3 separate regions of the Homo sapiens genome follow, and all the other regions are linked to region 1. A link is a loop called in an ENCODE intact Hi-C map of the cell type or tissue named here. Cell type or tissue: PC-9. All regions are shown on one strand. Region 1 overlaps GPR107 (G protein-coupled receptor 107). Region 2 overlaps NCS1 (neuronal calcium sensor 1). Region 3 holds the start of ASS1 (argininosuccinate synthase 1).

What was found. Peaks named below come from ENCODE experiments on the same cell type or tissue, not always from the same donor. Only the 100,000 strongest peaks of a DNase experiment are listed, where the experiment ranks them.
Region 2: it touches region 1 in a loop (3-fold over the local background); 20 of 110 quality-filtered maps call a loop at or near these places.
Region 3: a loop joins it to region 1, with 4 times the contacts of the local background. A loop is called at or near these places in 2 of 110 quality-filtered maps.

Annotation. Positions count from the first base shown.
Region 1 is chr9:130,123,505-130,131,504 of GRCh38, reverse strand. It overlaps GPR107 (G protein-coupled receptor 107), which reads right to left. Exons shown (of 18, transcript NM_020960.5): 15 at 6,541-6,590; 16 at 3,939-4,022; 17 at 2,744-2,865. Among named protein-coding and RNA genes, the nearest start is that of GPRACR, 17 kb to the left of the region's middle. RefSeq lists an enhancer at 2,328-2,547. In PC-9, no CTCF peak of the experiment used is centred here; DNase peaks (open chromatin) are centred at 2,234, 3,924 and 4,234; H3K4me3 peaks cover 1,643 bases; H3K27ac peaks cover 4,346 bases.
Region 2 is chr9:130,184,293-130,192,292 of GRCh38, reverse strand. All of the region lies in intron 1 of NCS1 (neuronal calcium sensor 1), which reads right to left. Among named protein-coding and RNA genes, the nearest start is that of NCS1, 16 kb to the right of the region's middle. RefSeq lists a silencer at 2,578-2,927 and enhancers at 4,101-4,942, 4,943-5,785, 5,786-6,627. In PC-9, no CTCF peak of the experiment used is centred here; a DNase peak (open chromatin) is centred at 4,942; H3K4me3 peaks cover 699 bases.
Region 3 is chr9:130,441,331-130,449,330 of GRCh38, reverse strand. ASS1 (argininosuccinate synthase 1) reads right to left here and starts at 4,370. Exons shown (of 15, transcript NM_054012.4): 1 at 4,336-4,370. RefSeq lists enhancers at 1,563-2,230, 2,900-3,567 and a silencer at 4,448-4,567. In PC-9, no CTCF peak of the experiment used is centred here; DNase peaks (open chromatin) are centred at 2,610, 3,660 and 4,430; H3K4me3 peaks cover 2,707 bases.

The sequences.
Region 1 (8,000 bases):
CGGGAGTAAGGGTGTGTGGTAGCGCAGGAGGTTGTCACAGGCAGGGCGGGTGACAGGGAGCTTCAGTGTGTGGCCAGGACTGGGAGTGGCAGAAGTGAACTCAAGGAGAGGAAGAAACCTGATGGCAGATGCCCAGGGTGGGGTAGGCGCTACATCCTGTTCCCCCAGCAAACCTCTGGGAAGCTGAAGGGACACCTGGGGCCCCCACGATGTGAGGAAACCTGGCTAGCCCCCTGCAGACAGGGCGCCCGCAACGGTCCTGGAAGCTCAGGCTCTGCAGCAGTGAGAAGAGAGACCTGGGTCAGATGAACACCCAAAAGCCTCCCTGGCAGGAACATACGGCGGTGGGGCTTCAGCAGCTTCGCAGCCACCTCACTAGGTGTCCTAGTTTTGGTGCAAACACTTAAGGGACCGAACAGCTGAAGGGCCAACATCCGACCGCCGCAGATAAGCGTTCTTTCCTTGACATCTAAACAGTAACCCCCTTTCCTTGCAAAGCCCCAAGTCTCTGTGTTTGCAACCAAAAGTGCCAAATGGGACACAGGTTCCTTCTGCCACACAAGACTGCAATCAAATGTGGCTTGGGCCTAAGTGGTCCACGGATTCATGCGTTTTTTTTTTTTTTTTCTTTTTTGAGACGGAGTTTCACTCTCATCGCCCAGGCTCGAGTGCAGTGGCGTGATCTCAGCACACTGCAACCTCCGCCTTCCGATTTCAAGAGATTCTCCTGCTTCAGCCTCCCGAGTAGCTGGGATTACAGGTGCCTGCCACCACGCCCAGCTAATTTTTGTATTTTTAGTAGAGATGGGGTTTCACCATGTTGGCCAGGCTGGTCTCGAACTCCTGACCTCGTGATCTGCCTGCCTCGGCCTCCTAAAGTGCTGGGATTATAGGCATGAGCCACTGCACCCAGCCGATATATCCATTTCTATAACTAAAAAGTGTTTTCTGGTCTGGAAGTGTGGGGAGACCTGGTGAAGAGACAAGTCTATTAGTCCCCAATCCCCATTTCCACACACGTTCCTCGCCCACATGAAATAATGCAGGGAGTGGTGAAAGGTGAACAGCAACCATGAATGAGGACAGCGTTCTGGAATGGGAACCCCAGGGAGAAAACCTCCTGGCCCAGGAACCCACACCAAACATTTCCTTCCACTCTCACTCCTCAAGATGACAGAAGTAATTCAGATCATTGAGGATACCCACAGCCTAGGAGGCAGCTACCAAGTCTGATAATTGAAATCGCATCCGATACTTTTTAACTTGCTGATTATTGACCGGTAACTTCTGTTGCCAAAACTGGTAGGCCTAAAGAGAGATGGTCAAAGAAACAGAAGGGGAAAGAGAGAGAAAGTCAGTGTTACTTTGGACTGTGCCCTCATACCCAGGCCCAGAGAGAGAAGCTGTGTCAGGCCTGGTGGGGTAATGGCTGCACAGAGGGCAGCTGCGTGGGCCGCGTTGTCAAAGAAGCACCAAAACAAAATTTTAAAAAAATTGTTGCCACGAAACAAAAATACCTTCATAATGCATCCAGGCTCCAAGATGTAACGGCTGAGGGAAAGGATGTGGGAAGCGGGAACCTCCCATTACGACTGTGGAGTACAATGCAGTAAAGGAGACGATGCTGCGACCCGGCCGCTCGGCTTCTAGCTGCCTACCCAAAGAACCCCGTGTTATGCGGACGGACCAAGCCAAAGGCTCCCAGCAGGGGAATGATAAACACACCGCGTCTTAGGTTATTTCCTGATGCTGCTGGTTGCCAGCCTGACATGTGTGCCTCTTCAACCAACAGACACTTGCTCAGATCCTGCCACTTCTGGGAAAGGCACAGCTGATGGGCCTCCTGCACTCCTCTCCACTGTTTAGAAGGAGGTGTTTCTTCCTCTGCATGGGGAGATGCTGTTTGGCGCCCGCTGGCAGGACCTGCCTTCCTTTACTGTTGCCGTGGAGCTGAGCAGAGAGAGCTGTCCCATGCTGCCTGACCCGCTGACAGCCAAGCAGAGCTTAGCATGGGCCGAGTCTCAGCCTCTGAATTGGGAAGAATTCAAAGGCTGCCAGGGCTGGGGGCAGAACACTTGATACCAGTGAACCAAGAAGGGAAAACTCTGCCTTAGGCTAATCATCAAACACAGCATTGACCTGGCTTATCAAATTTCAGTTAACAAGCAAATATGCTTAATCACTACTCATTTTTCTAGACAATGATGGCCCTTTCCCAGAAAATAGGACCCTAGAGTCATTCACTGTGTGACTCAGAAAAGCCCCTATTAGTGCTCAGATATAGGTCAAAGTCATTGTGCTGTGAAAAGCCACGCAGTTATCTGACGATAGAGGATGTCTGAGGATCATTAGCAGACTTAGAGATGACTCAGAAGATTCCATTTTCAGACGTAAGCGCCTGATGGCGGGCCTGACAGAAAGTCGGCCCCCTGTTCTCCCTCGTGAACTGGCCACGTATATTCCTAAGTTCTTGCCACTGAGTTCTTGAAAGCAGGCTCCAATGATGCTTAGTGGAACGGCAAGTTCCATCTTCCCTGACAAGACCCAGCTAGGTTTGGCAGATACTGTACTTCAAACCAGATCAGACAGCCTGGGGCTCCAGTGTCCGCTTCCTTCTGCTAAAAATAGAGGAACCACCCCTGCAGCCACGAAATGCTGAGAGCAGCCGACCCGATTCACACTGTGCTGCTTTGTGTTAGGCAAAGGGGTCAGGGCTAAGGAAGAGGGAAGAAAGATTTCTTACACGGACTCCATTTCCAAGTCTTCTTCTTCCTGAGAAAGTTGTAGGTAGGGGTTATCTGAAGCCGGACGGAATTTATACCCCGTTAGAACAAAGAAGACCAGTGTGGCCGTTTCATCCAGGAGCTGCAAGTTTAAAAACCACCCCAAAATAAAGAGATTAGCAACACTGTTCTTCAGAAAGCAGTGGAATTCAACAAACTGACATATTTCCCCACAACCCACCACTCGATGGTTCTTTACTCAGATGCCACTTCCTGCTACAGGGCATTTTCCTTAGACTTGCCGAGGCCTAAACGAGGAGTGTCCTGCCCAGGGCTGACATTTCCGAGGCTGTGCTCTGCTGTGCTTTCACCAGTCTTCATGGGTAGCTTTTAAGAGCTCACCACATACCCACTTCCTCCCACAGTGCCTACAGCACCCAGTGAGTTATTCAAGAAAAAAGTCATTTGGTGGCTTCCTCTAGTAGTTAAGCTAGTTCTAGTTTGTCGCAAAGATACTTATTATCGAAATAATAAAATGGGCAAAGAAGAAGGGCAGCCTGAATTCTAACTACTCAGCCCTGTAACTAAAGGAAAGGACCACATCTCATCTAAGTTCTAATGATTCAGGGCAAATCTTTCTCTACCTGAAGCTTTTCTCTTGACTTTTAAGACTGAAAACTAAAATCAAGAATGCAATTATTTTCAGATTCCTCATAGAATCCAGCAGCATTTCTGGACAAACAGATCATCTCAATTATAGGCCAGAAGAGATGGAAGGAGGCCAAGTGTGGTGGCTCACACCTGTAATCCCAGAACACTGGGAGGCCAAGGTGGGCGGATCACTTGAGATCAGGTGTTTGAGACCAGCCTGGCCAACACTGCAAAGCCCCATCTCTACTAAAAAAACAAAAATTAACTGGGCATGGTGGTGCATCCCTATAATCCCAGCTACTCAGGAGGCTGAGGCAGGAGAATCGCTTGAACCCGGGAGGTGGAGGTTGCAGTGAGCTGAGATTGCGCCACTGCACTCCAGCCTGGGTGACAGAGTGAGACCCTGTCTCAAAAACTAAAAAAAAAATTTTTAGTTAAAAAAAAGAAGAGATGGAAGGTCTTAGTGGTCATTCCCAGATAAATTAGTAACAACTGTTAAGTTACACTTCAAGACTTTATCCTCAGGCATAAATTCTCTGGCATTCTGCCCTGTGAGCAGCGTACCTGGTAGAGCCACTTCCACTGGAATGGAACAGCGAGTTTGAGGAGAAATGCAATGATCCTAGTGAAGTATATGTAACACACAATCTGCATGAGGAGGAAAGAAACAGGAAATCAGATCAACATTAAAATTAGGACACCACTTTAACAATTTGCTTTCACAAATGAACTAGGAAACAGAAAACAGAATCACTCAAAGAAAAGTATGTGACACTTACAGTGTGAATTAATACGTGCAGCGGAGAGACATGGCTACTCTGCTAGTTACACTTGAATTTCTTCTCTCTCTCCAGGTGACCAAGATATTGCTAACAGCCACACCCACCGGGAGCACAAGACACTTTAGTCAGGTTGTTCTTAACCCTTCCTCACCCTATCCACAGACATAAGCCCTTGATTTCAATCTCCAAAGATTTTATTTCTTATGCTCAGGCTTTGAGGAATATTTACCAGTAGTAATAGCAAAATAAAGCCACACAGGGAAATTACTGACTTCTGTCCTCTTCTCTGGCAGATGCTGCAAGCATTCGAGGTCCACACTCACAGAAGTACAAATACTACCAAGTTCTCTAGCAAGACAGGATGCCTTCATTTCTCCTTGCAGTGACAAAGACTCAATGTGCTGGCCACTAGAGCATGGCCTGTGCAAGGGGACTAAGCTCAGCTGGCCTGCTGGTCAAGGACCACTCATTATCACTGCATGCAACAAGAGAGGTTCTGTGATGACCTGTGCCTATTTGGTGGATGACATAAAATCCATGGGAAAGAAAAAATAAAACAAAGAAAGAAAAAAAAAATCAACCCCAAGTGGAGTGTCTGCTCTTGCATCTCTCTCTACCACTGAAGTCTGATGTTTGCTTGAGCAAAGGAACTGTCTGAAGTGACAATGCCAAACGAACAGATGAAAGACTTGGAAACAGGGCCGGGCGCGATGGCTCACGCCTATAATCCCAGCACTTTGGGAGGCCGAGGTGGGTGGATCACCTGAGGTCAGGAGTTCGAGACCAGCCTGACCAACACGGAGAAAACCCGTCTCTACTAAAAATACAAAATTAGCCAGGCGTGGCATGGTGGCGCATGACTGTAATCCCAGCTACTCGGGAGGCTGAGGCAAGAGAATCGCTTGAACCCAAGAGGCGGAGGTTGCAGTGAGCCGAGATCACGCCATTGCACTCCAGCCTGGGAGACAAGAGCGAAACTCCGTCTCAAAAAAAAAAAAAAAAAAAAGACTTGGAAACGTTCTTTCAAGACTCAGGAAGCAAACTAACTCTGGGAGGCCTATACCTTATATATTCCAAGAAATTATGATCCTAATAATTTCTAGCAAGCTCTGTCTTTTGGTGCTAGCTGATAGAACTTTTCATGTCCATCAGAGTCCTGTTTTAGGTTTTAAAAAAACTGTCTTAACTTTTCTGTTCTTAAGGAAAATTTATTACCACAACATGTAACTAGTTTTCTGCAGGGAAATTTGAAAGAAGAGAGAGGTAGATACTCCAATTTTTTTTTTTTTTTTGAGACAGAGTCTCGCTCTGTCGCCCAGGCTGGAGTGCAGTGGCACTCTATCTCGGCTTACTGCAACCTCAGCCTCCTGGGTTCAAGCGATTCTCCTGCCTCAGCCTGCCAAGTAGCTGGGACTACAAGCACACGCCACCATGCCCAGCTAATTTTTTTATTTTTTATTTTTAGTAGAGATGGGGTTTCACCATGTTGGACAGGATGGTCTCGATCTCCTGACCTCGTGATCTGCCCGCCTCGGTCTCCCAAAGTGCTGGGATTATAGGCATGAGCCACCGCACCCAGCTGATACTCCAATAATTTTTTAAATGAATAAAACAAAAATGGCTGCAGAAGAACATGACAGTGTGATCCCATTTTTCTAAATGAGTAAAAATAGTGGCCGGGATCGCACTACTGCACTCCAGCCTGGGCGACAGAGCGAGACTCCGTCTCAAAAAAAAAAAAAAAAAAAAAAGGAACTCAGATATTTAATTTCCCATTTTGAAAGACACAGCTAGATTTTATAAAATGAAAGCCAGGCATGGTGGCCTACACCTGCAGTCCCAGCTACTCAGGTGACTGAGGCGGGAGGATCTTTTGAGCTCTGAACCCAGGAGTTGGAGTCCATCTTAAGGTAGCATAGAGAGACCCAGTCTTAAAAAAAAAAAAAAAGCAAAAAAGCAAGCCACACTGGCCAGGCGCAGTGACTCACGCTGTAATCCCCGCACTCTGGGAGGCCGAGGCGGGTGGATCACCTGAGGTCAGGAGTTTGAGACTAGCCTGGCCAACTTTGCGAAACCCTGTCTCTACTAAAAATACAAAAATTAGCTGGGTGTAATGGCAGGTGCCTGTAATCCCAGCTACTCGGAAAGCTTGAACCCGGGAAGTGGAGATTGCAGTGAGCGAAGATCGTGCCACTGCACTCCAGCCTGGGTGACAGAGCTAGACGTCGTCTCCAGAAAAAAAAAAAAAAAAAAAAAAAGCAAGCCACACTGCTCAGCTCCAGGTGGCACATCTTGTGCTTTCACCAATCCTTTGGAAGTTCATTTGCTCTACTCCTTGAATTGATTTTATTTATAGATTGAGGATTTTTTTTTTTTTTACTTACCAAGACGTAATAATGTCTGAAAAGTTTCAGCTTTGCTAAGTTAATAGCAGCTAGAGAGAAGAAAGAACAAAATGAAGAGCTCGTTAACTTCTCATTTTTAAAAGTAAGCCTCATTCAGATACCTTCTCAGTCAAGAGGCCACCTCTAATGCAGATGAGGACCACTCAGAGGCACATCCATCTATCTGGAATCAAGTCCGCTGGGCGGTCTCTCCTCCAATCACCAGGAAAAAATGTGGGAGCAGCACAGCCCCAGTGAGCCCCATGAGCTGGAGTTGGCTTGCACAGGCGATTCCCGCCCCAGGGTCAGCAGCTGTAACCTGGCTATGGTGGGAGTATACTGACATCACAGGAATTGGCAGATGCTACAAATCAGGAATTTTTTCCCCCCAGAGAGCCAGCATTAAACATTTCAGCTCTGCACAGAGCTGTGACCTCCACTGGGACTAGTCTCAGGTTGGTCCCAGAGAACCACCTGGGGGGGTCTCCCACTAGCTGAGGGTGTAAATTCAATAAACCCACAGATGCATTTTGCAAATTTCACTGAAGTTATCATTAAGTGACTTGTAATAAGCCCTTTCAGTACAACCTCCCTGGCTGGATCCTACCTTCATGCATGCTCAAGGTCAGCTGAGCCAGGACAGCTACCTTCCTGACACTGCCTACGGCTCTGAAATATTGATGAGTAGAGGGAAGCCTGGCTCCCTCCCAGATCAGCAATCCTTTCATTCATCATAAACCTTCCTGCAGGAGGCAAATTAATTTTGCTTAATAGCATTCAATTACTGATTCAGTTTAAGAATGGGACCGTGGGTGGTGAAGGTTCAGATTTCCTCTTCTTCCTCCTTTGGGCTCATGATTAGTTGTCGGGGAGGGAGGAGCAATCAGGCTTAGGATTCCAAAAGAAATTCCTGTAATCCTAAATTATCTTCAAGATGAACATCACTAACAGAATCTACAAGAATCTCCTCTGAGAAACCCAATGCACTAATGAGGGACACTCAGAAAGTCTCACAGTTGAGAGGATACAACACCTGCCTCTGGGGCTGCAGCAGATTCACGCAGGCACGCACACAACACCTGAAGATGCAAAATCTGCAAAATCGCAGCAGCTTTCTTACCTAGCAACCTCTCTGGCAGTCTTGTTATTTTGAAAAAATTAAATCTTGGCCAGGTGCAGTGGCTCATACCTGTTTGTAATCCAACACTTTGGGAAGCCAAGATGGGAGGATCCCTTGAGCCCAGGAGTTTGAGACCAGCCTGGGCAACAGGATGAAACCCCTCCCTGTCTCTTAAAAAAAAAAAATTAAAAAATTAGCCAGGTGTGCTGCCTACTTGGGGGGCTGAGGCAGGTGGATTGCTTGAGTCCAGGAGTTTGAGACCAACCTGGGCAACACAGTAGAACCCCGTTTCTACAAAAAAAAAAAAAAAAAAAGAAAAGAAAAGAAAGAAAAAAAAGAA
Region 2 (8,000 bases), 61 kb before region 1:
GCGGCACTGCCTCCAAGCTCAGAGTAACGTGACAGCAGACGCAGGAGCTGCCTGGCACGAGGCAGTCAGCATGATCATCACTGCTGTTGTACTTATTACTCGATGCCCCTGCCAGGGTGAGAAGAGAGACCACCCCCCACTCCCAATCCCATACCTGTCTGCCACCACTGCCTGGCTAAAGGGCAGCTGGGCCCCAGCACCAGGCCTGAGCTGCCCCAGAAAGGAGGCCTGGCCTGCTGCCCAGAGCTCCCGGGCACTCCTGGCTGAGCAAAGCCGCTGCAGGAGCCCCTCGCCCTGACCCACTCGCCGCGCGTTCCCCAGCCCTTCTGCCCTCCAGCCCCCCATCACGTGTCCCCACTGTGGGAGTGGTGTCCCAGCCTCCTTGGCAGTCACTGTCTCCACCCCAGTTCGCTGAGTGCCAGCCAGGACTGGTCCAGCACTGGGCTGGGGCACACAGCGGCTGGCAGGAAAGGTGGGCGGGCCCCGTCTGCTCTGCTCGCTGCCCCTTCCAAGCAGGCTGCCCACCAGGGCCATCAGACCGCCATGTGCAGCAGTGAGCAGCTGTGACGGCCACTGTCGCCATCGGGTGCTGACTGCGGTCTGCCCGGCACCAGCCTGAACCCTCATTTCATTAGCGTCTCACACAGCCCAGGGGGCCATGGGCTGTTGCTGTATCTGTCTCAGGATGAGGCACCTGGGCTCATCAGGGGAGCCCCATGCCCACGGCCATCCAGCTGACCAGGCTCTGACCACCCCCTACCGGCCCCCACTTCCCTTCCTTACATCCCCACGGCTGCCTCGCCTCCATGTAAAAGATGCCAGAGCCTCCGGGCTGGTGGGAGGAAGGCTGAGCACTCGAATCGGGGGGTATTTCACCTGTTGGGGGATCTCCCAGCCTGTCTTCAGGAATGGCGAGTAGATGGAGTCCCTGGCCCCGGAGGGCAGACTCGGGCCAGGCCAGGTAACCTTCAGCCCCAGCTCCCGGGAGCTGCTCTTCACCGCTCTGCACCCAGGCCTGGCTCTCCTGCCCGAGGCCCTCTAAAGCCAGGCTCTCGGCTTGGGACACACAGTCCAGCAGGGATCACCCAGGGCCTTTGCACAGATGGGTCTACCAACTATCCAGTCGCCACGTGGCCTGGGTCAGCGTGCTCCCTGCCCCGCTGTCAGGGGCCAACGAGAGGATACACATCACAAGCACTGAGCCCAGCACATGGTGGGCGCCCTGGAGATGCTGTGCCGATGAGGAGTCGTGGTGTCTGAATAAAAGTCAGAGGGCCAGGCCTTGGGGCAGACACCAAGATGGGAAGCTGTTGCCGCTCCCGCAGGAAGTGGAGCCAGGAGAGAGGCTGCTTAGAGCTGCTCAGATTCAAAATCAAAGCCCCGTTTCCCTCTCAGCCCCTTGGGATCCTCCCCAAGGCCCTGTGCTGACAGGCGGGGGTCCCTGCCAGCCCACTTCCAAGAAACTGCGGTTTCACAGAGAGGCAAAGCACTCAACCAAGATCACGCAGTCAGGGGTGGAGGAGTGGAGATGGAGGCCAGGTTTATCGACTCCAGAGTCCAGGCTCAGGAAGGCTTTAGCTGGGAGATATCATCCCCAAGGATGATCCTGCCCACCTCCCGCACGCTGTCAAAGAGTTACTGAATCTTTGGCATCTCTGACGCCCCAACAAAGTGCCGTTGGTGCTGGCAGGCAAAGGTCCTCAGTATCTGCTGATCTGTTAACTTGCTTTGACTGGCTGAGTGACCCAGATCAAGTCGCACTGACATAGGTTCAAATCCCGGCTCTACCATGTTCCAGTTGTGTGACATTGGACAAGTCGGTTAACCTCCCTTGGTTTTCTCACCAGAAAACTAAGGGCGATAAAACCTACCATAGTTACATACGTAGAAAATAGATGGAAAGAAACCAGTTGAAAATGTACACAGTGGCCTCAGAGAAGCTGTATGAGAAATGGTTTTGTTCTGTCTCTGTGAGTGCCTGCTTTTGTCCGATTTGGACCTTCCCCAATGGCTGGGTGCTCCATGGGGCAGGATCTATGTCTGCCTAAGTTGCAGCCAAATGGTAGCATCTGGCACATAGTAGGTGCTCAATGTATGTGTGTTCTCACAGAATGCATGTTCTTGTTTTAGGTGGGTAAGTTGGAAAGTAGACAGGGCTACTTTTATTTTCTAAAACCCAAAGTTATTTCTGGCTAGTAAAGGAACTTGTTCCAATGACCACATATATTCTCTCTCTCTCTCTCTCTCTCTCTCTCTCTCTTGCATAAACATACAAGAACTACCCCCTGGCTCAAGCCATCTTTCCTGCCAGACTCAGCTCAGAATCTTCCAAAAGGAAGTAAGCCACATCTTCTGCCTCTTTGGGGCCTTCGAGACCTTGGGAATATATATATATATATATATATATATATATTTTTTTTTTTTTTTTTTTTTTGAGATGGAGTCTATCTTCTAGCTCTGTCACCCAGGCTGGAGTGCAGTGGCACAATCTCAGGTCACTGCAACCTCCACCTTCTGGGTTCAAGCAGGTTCAAGCAATTCTCCTGCCTCAGCTTCCTGAGTAGCTGGGATTATAGGCACGCGCCACCACACCCGGCTAATTTTTGTATTTTTAGTAGAGACAGGGTTTCACCATGTTGACTAGACTGGTCTCGAACTACTGACCTCAAGTGATCCGCCCACCTCGGCCTCTCAAAGTCCTGGGATTACAGGCGTGAGCCACCGTGGCTGGCCAAGACCCTGGGGAAATCTTGGGTGTGTGGAGTTTTCTCAAGATTCCTGGTGGGGACCCTCTCAAACATTTCAGAGCCGACCCCGGCACTCAGGGATCCGGATCAGTCCCATTCCACAAGCATTTCCCAAACACTGCCAAGGTCAGACATTGTGGAAGGCACTGAAGCAACTGACCTACTCAGTAGAAAGGGTCTTTGTCTAAACTGACTCATTCTTTAGCCCCTGTAGACAAGTGACCTTGGGTAACTAAATTCACCTCTCTGAGCCTCAGTTTCCTTAGCTGTAAAATGGGAATAGTGGCGGTCACAATACGTTTCTTGCAGGCTGGTTAAAGGAACAAACAGGATTTTCACCCTTTCCTTCATCCAGCAATTAATTTCTGAGCACACTCAATGGGTCAGAACCTGAGCCAGGCTCCAGGGACACAGCAATGACCTAGACACAGGTTCCTGTCCTCTGAGTCCCTGATACAACAGGGGAGACACACCCTGTTAGCACACACCCACACAGCTGTCTATCTGTCATAATAAGAAAGGAAAGCTCAGCTGGGCCCAGTGGCTCATGCCTGTAATCCCAGCACTTTGGGAGACCAAGACGGGCGGATCACCAGAGGTCAGGAGTTTGAGACCAGCCTGGCCAACATGGCAAAACCCCGTGTCTATTACAAATACAAAAATAAGCTAGGCATGGTGGCAGGCACCTGTAATTCCAGTTACTCGGGAGGCTGAAACAGGAGAATCGCTTGAACCCAGGAGGCAGAAGTTGCAGCAAGCCAAGATTGCACCACTGCACTCCAGCCTGGGCAACAAAGTGAGATCCCCGTCTCAAAAAAGAAAAACAAAGGAAAGAGGCTGGGCGCAGTGGCTCATGCCTGTAATCCCAGCACTTTGGGAGGCCAAGAAGGCGGGTGAATCACCTGAGGTCGGGAGTTCGAGACCAGCCTGACCAACATGGAGAAACCCCGTCTCTACTAAAAATATAAAATTAGGTCATGGTGGCACATGCCTGTAATCCCAGCTACTCGGGAGGCTGAGGCAGGAGAATCACTTGAACCCAGGAGGCTCCGCCGAGATCGAGCCATTGCACTCCAGCCTGGGCAACAAGAGCGAAACCCCGTCTCAAAAAAAAAAAAAAAAGGAAAGTTCAGGATTAATGAAATGTGAAGCAGGAACCCAACCTAGCCTAGGGGGTCAGGCGTGCTCCCTGAGGAAAGGGCTGATGTGCAGGCCTCAGCCAGGCAAAGAAGAAGAAGCAGAGCTTTCCAGGAGAGGCTGCAGGTCCAAGCCTCAGAGGCCATCCAGAGCCTGGCGAGTTCAGGAACCACAAGAAGCCACATCACACTAGAACAAAACCTTATCCAGAGGCAGCGTGGTGTGGTCCAGGTGGAGAGAACACAGCAAGTATCCCAAAATGTTAACAATTGCCACTACTATTAATATAGGTGTCACAGCACCCAAAGACAAGACCAGATGGCCAGGGCTAATAACGGGGGCACCCCACAGGGGCAGGAACTGCAAGAGGCCGAGCAGGCCACCACCCCCCATCTCCCCACTTTGGATCATGTGGCATCTGCCTCCCCCACCCTAGTCCCCACATTCCTGCTTCAGTCCTAGCCCTCCAGGGACCCCCACCCCAGCCCCAGGAAGGGGTGGGAGACACAAAGCTGTGTGGCCTCCATCACAGCTCAGGCAGAAGCCAAATTGTTCACAGAAGCCACACGGTCACACCTAATGTCATAGCCGGTAGAGCAGGGAGCCCTCTGGATGGAAGCACTGTGAGGCTCCCAAGATGCAACAGAGGCGAGAGGTGAAGAGAGACCCCAGGGAAGGTGCGAGGCCCTCCACACAGGGATAGATGGAGATGGCATTGGCAGGGACGCAGAGACTGGGCAACGGTGGCACCAGGGGTGGAACCAGCATTGGCCACTGCCAGCACCTCCCCTCCCAGAATGCAGTGGATCTGCTTCCGAAACACCGAGGTCTGGCCCCTGAGCTGCACCAGGGCAGAACGGCTCCTGCAGGGACCACAGGAGGTTTTAGGACATGTGTTCCAGGGCAACTGGCTGGGAGGGGTGGCGAGGGCTGCTGCTGGAGCCCAGGCAGAGGCAGCCCTGGCCAGCAGCAGGCAGCAGCCCTGACTCCGGCTCTGGCCCTTTAAGAGCGGAGGGTGGAGGCTCGGCCCTGACCTGCCCTCCTGGAGGAGGCACAGAGTGACTCATCAGGGTCCTTGTCACGGTGCTCAGAGAGCAGGAGGACCCAGGGATGGCAGCGACGGGGCACAGAGAGGCACAGACTCGGACACATCAGCCTGGCCAGAGCTCGCTGTAGGCCGGACCCTGACCTTGACTGGGATACCTGCCGGTGCCTCCCTGGGCAGGGCCCCCCGTCTCCCAGGTGTGCCCTGTGGCCTCACATTGCTCCCCTGCTTTCCGAGACACTCCTCCTAGCGGAGCCCTTGCCCTGCTGGGTCAGCCAACAGCTCTGAGGGACCAACTCACTGCCCGCGCCCCCGCCCCGCCTCTCCAGGTACCTCCTAAAGCAGGGGCCATCAGCAACCCCACTCCACAACCAGGAAACCGAAGCTTGGAGAGGCCAAGGGACTTCCGCGGATCTGCTTCTGGCCACATAAGCTCACCTCTGAGCTGCTCAATCGCTCGTCAGTGCCCCTCGTGCTTGGAGCCAGGCTGAGCACAGCACGGGCCCTCCTGCCATCAGGGCCCTCCCGCCATCAGCACCCTCACGGCCACAGGCCCTCTATGCTGCAGTCACCGTGCAATTTCATGTCCCCAGAGTTGCCAAACCTTGACACCTCCTTGGGACCCTCTCAGGGCTTCCATCCAGAGGGCTCCCTGCTCTACTGGCCATGACATTAGATGTGACCGTGTGGCTTCTGTGACCAATTTGGCTTCTGCCTGAGCTGTGATGGAGACCAGCTCTGTGTCTCCCACCCCTTCCTGGGGCTGGGGGTTCGGGAGCCCTGGAAGGTGAGGACTGACCTGGAACATGCTGTTCCTGCTGCCTGAAGCACTCTCATCGTCCCCCACACAAACCCTCCCCGCAAACTTCTCATCTCCCTCAAGCAGTACTATCAAATTCAGCAAACAAAAATACAGATACCCTGTTAAGTTCAAATATCAGGTAAACAGCAAATCATTTTTCAGTATGTCTGGCAACCCTAGCCCCGGGTCTCAACTACAATATTACCTCCTCCAGGAAGCCCTCCCAGATGCACCCCAGACCAGGGAGATTCCCAGTCCATTGTGCAAAGCCCTGTCTTGACGCTTATCCCAGCCTGACATCTGCCTCCCCGCCAAACTGTGAATGCCAGCAGGGCCAGAAATCCAGCCAGCCAGCCTGCCCTGTGGCCCCAGCATCCGCAGGGCCTAACACGAGGCAGCTGTTCCATAAACATTCTCTAAATCAAGGAGTGAGGGCTGGCAAGGTGGCCCAGGAACCCGTTTGGCCACACATGCCCCCCACAGGACCCAGGGCCTCCCCTCTGCTCCCTGCTGGCCATGCCTCCTTCCTTGAGATGCACCTAGATCTCTTCTCAAGGCCGTCCCCAGCTCCACAGAACCTGAGCTGGGGAATCATGGCCGGGGCACCTAGGCAGGCTTCGCTCAGCGATTTTGACAGCTGCTCTTCATTTTAATTGAGATCATGTTGCGCTCAGGCGCAGCAAAGGCCTCATCACGGAAAGCCTGAAGACAACAATGGCCCGGCAAGGCTGTGTGGGCTGCTGGGCGCGCAGGGGGTGGTGGGGCCACTGGCCGAGGGGCAAGAACCCGGCCAGTGCAGGCTTTGAGCTCTCAAGCTCCTCCTCTGCCCAGCACACACACCATATATTTTTGAACAGAAGGAAAGCATTCGCTGTTTCCCCCACAGTGCCAAAAATAGCCCCAGCTCCTGCCTCTGAACAGGAATCTTTCGGTTCCTACAAAGAGGCAGGAGCAGGGCCGGGAGGAGGGGCCTTGCTGGCTGGCTGGCGGCTTGGACCCCTCCTCAACTCCCCAGCCCCAGCAGGTGAGAAGGGTCTGGGGTCCTCACGAGGCCTGGCCAGCTGGGGCCCAGCCTCCCCACACCCCACTTCTCAGGATCCCCCAGCCACGGAGGAAAACCCCCCTCCCCCAGCCCAGGAGGTAGGAGAGGGCTGGACAGAAACGGAAAGCAAAGCCCAAGATGGATAAGAAGGAACTTCGTTCATTCATTGGCTTGCTCGTTTATGTACTTGTTTTCTCATTCATTCCAACAATATGCACAGGCTCTGTTCTAGGAGCAGGGGCTACTCCGGCAGCCACGCAACGAGACGCAGTCATGCAATAAGATGCAGTCGGTCCTCACAGCTCCCAGCTGAATCAAGGGGGACTATGAAACATGTCGTCACCACCAGGACTGAGGAGGAGGCCGGGCCCAAGGACATCCCCCCTGGAAGTAGCCGCTGGGCTTTGATGCGAGTGTGGACGAGGATGGGTCCCATCCATGGCCAGTGGGAGGAAGCAGAGGGCTGGGTCCGATGAATAGGTGCCTGCCTCTGGGATGGCCGGGCGCGGTGGCTTACACCTGTAACCCCAGCCCCTTTTTTTTTTTTTGAGACGGAGTCTCGGAGTCTTATTCTGTCGCCCAGGCTGGACTGCAGTGGCGCAATCTCAGCTCACGGAATCCCAGCACTTTGGGAGGCTGAGACAGGCGGATCAAGGTCAGGAAATCAAGACCACCCTGGCCAACATGGCGAAAACCTGTCTCTACTAAAATACAAAAAAAAAAAATTAGCCAGGCGTGGTGGTGCACGCCTGTAATCCCAGCTACTTGGGAGGCTGAGGCAAGAGAATCGCTTGAACCTGGGAGGCAGACGTTGCAGTGAGCCGAGATTGCACCATTTCACTCCAGCCTGGGTGACAGAGCGAGACTCTGTCTCAAAACAAAAAAAGAAAAAGAAAAAAAGAAAGAAAAGGTGCCTCTGGGCTGCCCTAGCACGCTGCATGGCTCCCTCATCCAACCTAGCAAAAAGTCTGCAAGAGGCATTGTCTTCCTGTTTTATAGGTGAAGGCGCGGGGATGCATCAGGAGGGATTAAAAGCCTGGGATAAGCCGTGCCAGGCCCTGTCACCAATGTTTTCGCATGAATGCCATCCACAATCCTGGGAGGCATCTGCCCATTTCACAGATGAAGTCTGAGGGCTCGGTGGGAAAGGCCAGACCAAGGTCCCAGAACTAACCAGTAGAGGCCTTGGGATTTGAATCCAGGCCTGTGGGTCCCTGAGAGGAGCCC
Region 3 (8,000 bases), 320 kb before region 1:
CATTCTGTCACCTAGGCTGGAGTGCAGTGATGCAATCTCAGCTCACCACAGCCTCCACCTCTTGGGCTCAAGGGATCCTCCCATCCCAGCTCAGTGCCACCACCCCCAAGTAGCTGGGACTACAGGCACATGCCACCACACCTGCCTAATTTTTGTATTTTTTGTAGAGATGGGGTTTCACTACATTGCCCAGGCTGGACTCGAACTCCTGGACTTAAGCGATCTGCCTGCCTCAGCCTCTCAAAGTGCTGGGATTCCAGGCATGGGCCACTACATCCGGCCATCATGCTGTATTCTAACTGCCCTCTCCCCCACTATGAGCTCCATGGAAACAGGGACCATCTCCCAGATGCCTGTGGCAGGCACTTAGAACAATGCTACTAGTTCCACTCTCTGGAGGTCAGCTCCTCACCGCAAAAAGAGGGCTGGGGTGCCCTGAAGCTGTGGAGTCCTACACATGCTCTCATGGCCGAGCACAGTGGTTCATGCCTGTAATCCCAGCACTTTGGACGGCCGAGGTGGGTGGATCACTTGAGGTCAGGAGTTCCAGACCAGCCTGGCCAACGTGGCAAAACCCCGTCTCTACTAAAAATACAAAAATTAGCTGAGTGTGGCGGCACACACCTGTAGTCCCAGCTACTTGGGAGGCTGAGGCACGAGAATCGCTTGAACCTGGGAGGTAAAGGTTGCAGTGAGCCAAGATCGTGCCACCACACTCCAGCCTGGGTGACAGAGTGAAACTCTGTCTTAAATAAACCAAAAGAAACCAGTGAGCCCCTCCTGCCTGCCAGGTTGTAGCTGGGCAGGTGTGGGCTCTGAGGCCTTCAGCCTCTGGGGCTGGGCAGTGTGAAGCAATGCATGGACCTGGCGTGTGTACCTGAGACAGTGTGTGTGTGTGTGTGTGTGTGCGCGCGCACACACCTGTGTGCACCCAGGGGTGCGTACCTGAGAGTACACAATGTGTGTGCATGCATGTGTGTGATGTGTTTGGGCTTGCACATGTGTGCCTGTGTGCATGCACACGTGTGTGGGTGTTGGGGCCAGTGTATGCATGCAGAGAAATGAGCTGGGCAGATGGGCTTGGGAAAATGATGCAATCAGACAGCAGCGTTGCTCCTGCCCTCCCAGCAGCGGGTGGGGCACCCCCCTCCCTCAGCCTCCGCAGGTCCCTAAGCTGCATTTGCAGCCCGAGGCAAAAACTAAATGAAACTGAGGGTTTGATGTCGGGGGAGGAAGTGACAGGGAGAGAAGGAACCACAGCTGCAATCCAGTGAGCGCTCACTCCAGGCACAGGACAGAGGTCAAGTCCACCAGACATGGGTTTGAGTGGCTTCAGCTCTCTAGCATAACTGCTCAGCTGCAAAATAGGGGTGCAAACAGCCTGCTCCCCACAGGGCGACTGTAAGGATTGGGTGAGATGCTGGGGGAAGGAGCCCAGAGCTGGGCACCAAGCATGTATGTGCCCACTAAGCTCTGTGCACCGCTGCTATGGCTGACCTCAGCCAAGTTCCTGGCTTGCTAAGCCTCAATTTCCTCATCTGTACAACCTGACAGCCCTCTGGGTTCTGACCCTCCCAGACATTGGGCTTTCTTCCTGGGAGCTGCGCCTGGCAGGCAGATCCTGGCTGAATTCAGCCTCCCCTAGTCCCAGCTCCACCCCCACCACATCCCCCAGAAAGGGCCACGGCAGGTTTCTCCAGCTCCCTGGCAAATGCCCACTGCCCTCCAGCCCTCCTTCCCCGGAAGAGACACCTGGGAGGAGGGAAGGTGGCCTCGCGTCAAGGTACCAGAGCCACCTGGCTTTCATTGGGATGGCATTCTCTGTGGCCCCAGCCACAGCCATCTGTCCAGCTTCCAGCAAACAGGCCAGCCTGGGCGCTCACTTGACACTAAGGAAAACTCGTGCTACTTGAAAACGTCAGAGCTGGAATGACAACAAGAGCGGCTACTATGTTCACAGTCACAGGTGCATCCTCTCAAGGTGGAGACTGCCATTACCACCTATTTACAAAGGAGGAGGCAGAGGCTAAGCGGCCAGCCGAGGTCACAAGCTAGCGGCTTCAAACCCAGCCTGACTGCAGGCCACTTGCTCTTCCCTGCACTAGGCCTTCCACTCCCTGGCTCCTAGGAGACCTCAGATCTCCCCTTCACTCTACACACCTTCCAGAAAACCAGCCCCCCAGTGAGTCATGGCCAACCTGCCCACTATTTCTCTGGAGAGCCTGTGTGCTATAGCTCAGGCCTACTGCCCCGTGGAAGATTCCCCTGCAACCCCTCGCTGACATTCTAACTCAGCTGAGCTCGGTTTGTCTTTGGTGATGGACGAAGGGCACATTCATTCATTCGTTCCACTCATATCAAAGTGCCTATGGGTGCCTGGTCGACCCCAAGTCTGGGGAGGGAGCCACGCCCTGGAAGATCAACTTTGCCCAAAGCTACATCAGAAATCAGAGCCTTAGACTCTGAATTCCAGCGAAGTTACCTCTTTCCACATGGGTGCCTGGTGCCCACAGGCAAGCCACTGACTTCAGGGACTGTGTAGTCAGTGCTCAGATGAGGCATCTGGTTGACCTGGCTGGCCTCCCAGCAGGCCAAAGATGAGATGGGCCCGGGTTGGGAGGGGGAAGCGCTTGTGCAGCAGGCTGTTTTGGGCCTGGCTCCACCCCAAGGCTCCTGCGGCCCTGGGCCTGCTTCCCAAGCACTCAGGAATGGAGACTGTGCTGAGAGTGGGGCCTCCCCTTCCCTCTCACGACGTGTCTGCCCCCGCACCGGCCAGGCGCTCAGCAGGCAGGAGTCACTATTCATTCACTTGATCCACCCCCACAGAGCAGAACCAGAATTACTTCTCAGCATGGTGCACAGATGGCCCCGCCAGGACAGGGTCCCGCCCCCACCCCCAAACTTCCCCGCCCTAGGCCTTGGGCCTAAGGGGTCTGGGAGGGAGAGGGAGTTTGGAATGGAGACTCCTCCAGTTCCTGCTCCTAGCCAAGCTTCCCAGTCCGTGTGGCTGCTTCTCCCTCCCTCTCATCAGAACCTAACCCCAGGCACAGTTATTGTGCAATTGGACCCAGGCCCAGCACCCAACAGTCTACAGAGCCCTTAGCAGCCGCACAGTATCTGCAAATGTTTCCTGAGCCCTCAGCCCCAGCCAGCTCTAACAGACTGAAGCTTGGGGGCCAGGCACTTTGGGTGGCTCGAGCCTGTAATCCTAGCAGTTTAGGAGGCCCGAGGGAGGAGGGTCGCTTGAGCCCAGGAGCTCGAGGCCAGCCTGGGCAACATGACGAGTCCACATCTCTGATAAATTTTTAGAAAGAAAAGAAAATGAAAAGGAAGCTTGGGAATCTGGAGGCTGAGCCAAGGCCTCACCAGCTCTCCCCATCACTGGGTTTGTGCTTGCTGGGAGCGGGAGGATCAAAGCCCAAGTCCCCTAGGTCTTGATCTACCCCTGGGGAGAGAACAGGTCTGTTCCTGCCCTGAGACCTGCAGCCTGACTCGGCTGCTCGGGAGTGGACTCTCCACTTCTCAGAGAAGAATACTGAGGCCAGGCCAGCCCTCCTCAGGAACAGCCCTGGCCGCCTGGGAGAGGAGTTTCCTCTCTTTCACAATGACCCTGCCTCCCTGGAGGGCGCAGCCGCCCAGGGGCCAAAGGCAACAGCAGCCCGAATAGAAAATATTCCTGGCACTGCCCCTCCCACAGAGCCCAGCCCAGGCCAGCAGGAAACCCCGCCGCGAGGCCGCCAGCCCCACCGGGGAGGGCCAGGTGGCTGCCGCCCCCTGCAGGGAAGGGAGCCAGGGCCACCATGCCCATCTGTCCAGGGTAAACTGAGGCTGCGGGGAAAGCGATACGTCCAAGCCCCAGAGGGGCTGGACTCCTGGTTTTACGCAGAGAAATAGAGGTGGAGACAGACGGCGAGTCCGAGAGAGGGAGAGAGAATCGGGAGCCCCCCCACACGCTCCGGACTCCCCAGGTCTCCATGTGGGGGCTTCACGACACAGAGGAAGCCGGATCCGACAAGGAGTCCAGAAAGGACCCGGCTGCGCAGGGAACAAATAACCCGAGCCGCTCTTCGGACCCGGGGACTCGCGCCCCCGGGGACTCGCGCCCCCGCCGCGTCCCCCACGCTCCAGAAACCTGGAATCCGGTGCCAGGCGTTTGAGCATCGGGAGCCCCTTCCCTCCTGCCTCGGTCCCAGTCCCCGGCGAGTGGCGATCGGGGTCCGCCCTCTGCCTCCGCGGGCCCCGGGGCGGGCGTCTTCTACGCCTCCTCCTCTGGGCCCGGGAAGCGGGTGCTCTCGGCTAGGGAGTGGGCAGCGAGAGGGGCCGAGGGCTCCTTACCGGGCTCGGGCAGCGGTGGCAGGCGGCAGAGCAGGACTGGCAGGGGTGCCCATCCCAGGTTATAAGCACAGGGCCCGGGGGCAGGGCCGGTGACCGGGGACACGTGGCGGGGACGCGCGCCACAGACCCCGCCCCCGGGCCCGGCCCCCGCCTGGAGCCGCTCAGCGTTCACAGCCACCTGCAGATGGGCGGGGCCCGCCTCCCCAGGCCTCGTCCCCACCTCCCCCCGCCTCCCACCAGGTCCGGGCCTGGGCCCGGCGCCGGCTCACCCTCCCAGGGGCGCGCCGGCGGGGGCGCAGGCGGCTCGCGGTTCCTGGCCCTGGCCCGCGGGCTGGAGGCGCCAAGGAGGGCGGCAGTGGCTGCGACCCATGTAACTCAGGGGCGGAGGGTGGCCGCAGCCGTCCTTCGAGAGACTTGCCTCCTGGCCCTGGGGAAGCAATTTAAACGCTTCGCGGTGGGAGCCGGGATAAAAGTTCCACTGGCGCAGGGAGCTTCGTGCTCACTTCTATCCGGTGCCGGCAGCCTGGGCCTTCTGCAGCCCCCAGAGCCCCCTCCCTCCCCAACCATAGCCTCTGGTAGCCGAGTAAGGATGAGAAAACCGAGGTGAGCCGGCGCGGGAAGGCCCGGCTTTCATCCCTTAGGCCAGGGCTGATTGCTGGCCTGTCTTCTCAGAGCCTGGCACCTGCCCAGACTCCAGAGGGCACCCAGTAAGCAGTGAGTAAAAGACTGTCTGGCTGCGAACCCACTAGACAGGAGGGAAGGTTGAGGTTCAGAGAGAAGTCTCTTGCTTGTAAAAAGCAGCTGGGAGTTGTGACCCCAGGCCCGCCTTCAACAGCTTCTCTACCTCAGGAGTTTCCCAGCTTGGTCTGCCGGCTCCAAAGCCCTGATCACTGCAACCACAGCCCCAGTAAAAGAGCAAGTCCTGGGACCCCATCCAAGGCAGTTGCTCCATAGTGAGCACTGACCCCAGAAGGGAGGACTCCCGGTCCTCAGCCGGCTCTGAACCTGGGGGAGGTGGGAGCCCCAAGCCTTGCCCAGCCGCTACCCTGGAGTCAGTGCTCCTTTTAATCACCATCCACTCTCAGCCCCTCTGCCAGTCAGCCCCCACCACCCCCTCAAGCCCATGGCAAGCAACAGTAGCTGTGAGTCCTTCTAGAAGGAAAAAAGGATCAAACCAATTCACAAACAAAGCCACAGCTCGATTCTCTCTTAAGCCCCTTAGTTCTCTGACACTTAAACCTGGGATGTGGCCCTTGATGGCAAAGGGGCCCCTGGTGAGCCACGTGGGGCTGGGTGTACATGGGTGGCTTGAGGCCCCTTCTAGATGGGAGGCGGTATCACAGCTGGCCCCCCTCAGCCCTCTCACAGGAGCAGCTGGGGGTCTCGTGGAGTCTCTGGGCCTCCCACACTAGCAGGAGGCAAGTGAGGAACACCTACACAATGACACCCTTGCAGCAGTTGTGTGTCCTTGGGGCGGTCACTCCCCACTGCAGCCTGTTTTCTCATTGGTAGGGTCGCCCTGGAAAGAGCAAGCATTCTGTTTTCACCTTCACGACTACCCTGTATGAAGTACCTGTGATTGTTATCTCAATGGTATGGGCAGAAACCTGCTGCACAGAATGACGGTGTATCTTTCCCAAGGCCACACAGCATGTGAGTGGCAGAGCGGAGCTAGAATCCAGTGTCTGAAGCTCTGGCTCAAACCCTCTGCTTTAGCTCCAGCCTGAGCTGAACTGAGGTCACAGTCCCAGGGTCACAGGCTGCTGGGACCTTTACTCCTTGCCGCAGAAATGGTTCCAGCCTAGGGGACAGACCCTTCCTAACTCACATGCACCAGTGACATGAGGGACAGTGAGGTCACAGCGCTCCTGAGAAGAAAACAGGGGCCCAAACTGCCAGCAGCACCCCGCCCCCCACCCCCACCGTCCTGCCACCAACAGCAGGGTGAGTGGTTGCCCAGAGGCAGAGACCAAGGTGAGGGAGGACTGGCCAGCTTCTGAATGAGCCCCATTCTGCCTGGACCCCTCCATCGGCCAGGGGGACCTTCAACCCTGCCCTGGCCCTTACCCTGCAGAGCAGTGCTGAGGGCCAAAGTGGGGCGTGGCCCAAAGGGATTCCCCCACCTGAGACTGGGGCACCATGGCCTTTGACTTTCATCTTACCCCCTGCCCACACCTAGGTCAGGGGTCCTCCAGGAGCCTTTGCACCTTCTAGGTAAGTGATCTTGGTGGCATTCCTAAAAACAAAGCAGCACCTAGGCCTGAGCAGGTGGAGAAACAAAGGCACTGGGATCTGAGACACTCATACCTTCCTTTTTTTTTTTTTTTTTTTTAATTTGGAGTCTTGCTCTGTCACCCAGGCTGGAGTACAGTGGCACCCTCACTGCAGCCTCTGCCTCCCCGGTTCAAGCAATACTCCTGCCTCAGCCTCCTGAATAGCTGGGACTACAGGCCCGCCACCACACCAGGCTAATTTTTGTATTTTAAGTAGAGACGGGTTTTCACCATGTTGGCCAGGCTGGTCTTGAACTCCTGACCTCAGGTGATCAACCCACCTCCGCCTCCCAAAATGCTGGGATTACAGGTGTGAGCCACCGTGCCCAACAACATTCATATCTTCTAAATATATCAAGTCTGCCCCTTTCTCTCCACTTCCACTTCCTCCATACAGGGCCACCATCTTCTCTTACTGAGACCATTATAATTTCTTACTTAAGTCTCTTTGCTGGCTCCTCCACTTACCCTAGTTGCCCCTCCAACATTTCCTCCCCAACAGCCAGAGAGGTTCTGTTTGTTTGTTTGTTTAAGAGATAGTTTCTTGGGGTCACAGGTATGGGTACTCCAGGGCCCAGCTCTGAGATGACTAATTTATTGGACACCTTGGATGACTGGCCTGGTGGAGGCCTGTGCCCAGGCAAAGGCCTAAGTCTTCCATACAGTGGAGAGGAAGACCTGGTAGGTTGAGACATCTTTGATAGGTGGTATAAAAGTCCTCAGTTTCTTTTCTTTCTTTTTTTTTTTTTTGTATTTTTCACTGATATATCTTAGTTATACATATTTTGGGGGTACATGTGATGTTTTGATCCGTGTATACAATGTGTAATCATCAAATCAGGGTAAGTCTTCAATTTCAGTGGAGGTACCAAGAGATCCATCCTGGTTTAGATGTCTGAGCAATGTTTTATGTGTATAAGTTTTGCCTATCTTCCATCAAATTTACTTCTAAGAATTTTAATTTTTTGATGTTATCATACATGATATTTTTATTTTCCAATTGTTCCTGGCATATAAAATCAACTTTTGTAAATTAGGTTTATATTCTGCAACTTTTTTTAAATTCACTTATTGACTCTAGTAGATTTTTGTAAATACCTTAGGATTTTCTAGGTAGACAGCAATGTTGTCTATGAATAGAAACAGTTTTACTTTCCCCTTTATTACCTTTGTACCTTTTTTGCTTGCCTTATTGCAATGGTCAGTATCCCCAGTAGAATGTTGAATAGAATTGGTAAGAGTAGTTATCCTTTCCCTGTTCATGATCTTAGGGCAGAGGATTCATTCAGTCTTTCACCGTTAAGTACAATGTTAGCTGTAGGTTTTTCATAGTTTTTTTTTTTTTTTTTTTGGTCAGAAGAAGTTCACTTTTCTTCCTTATTTATTGAAAGA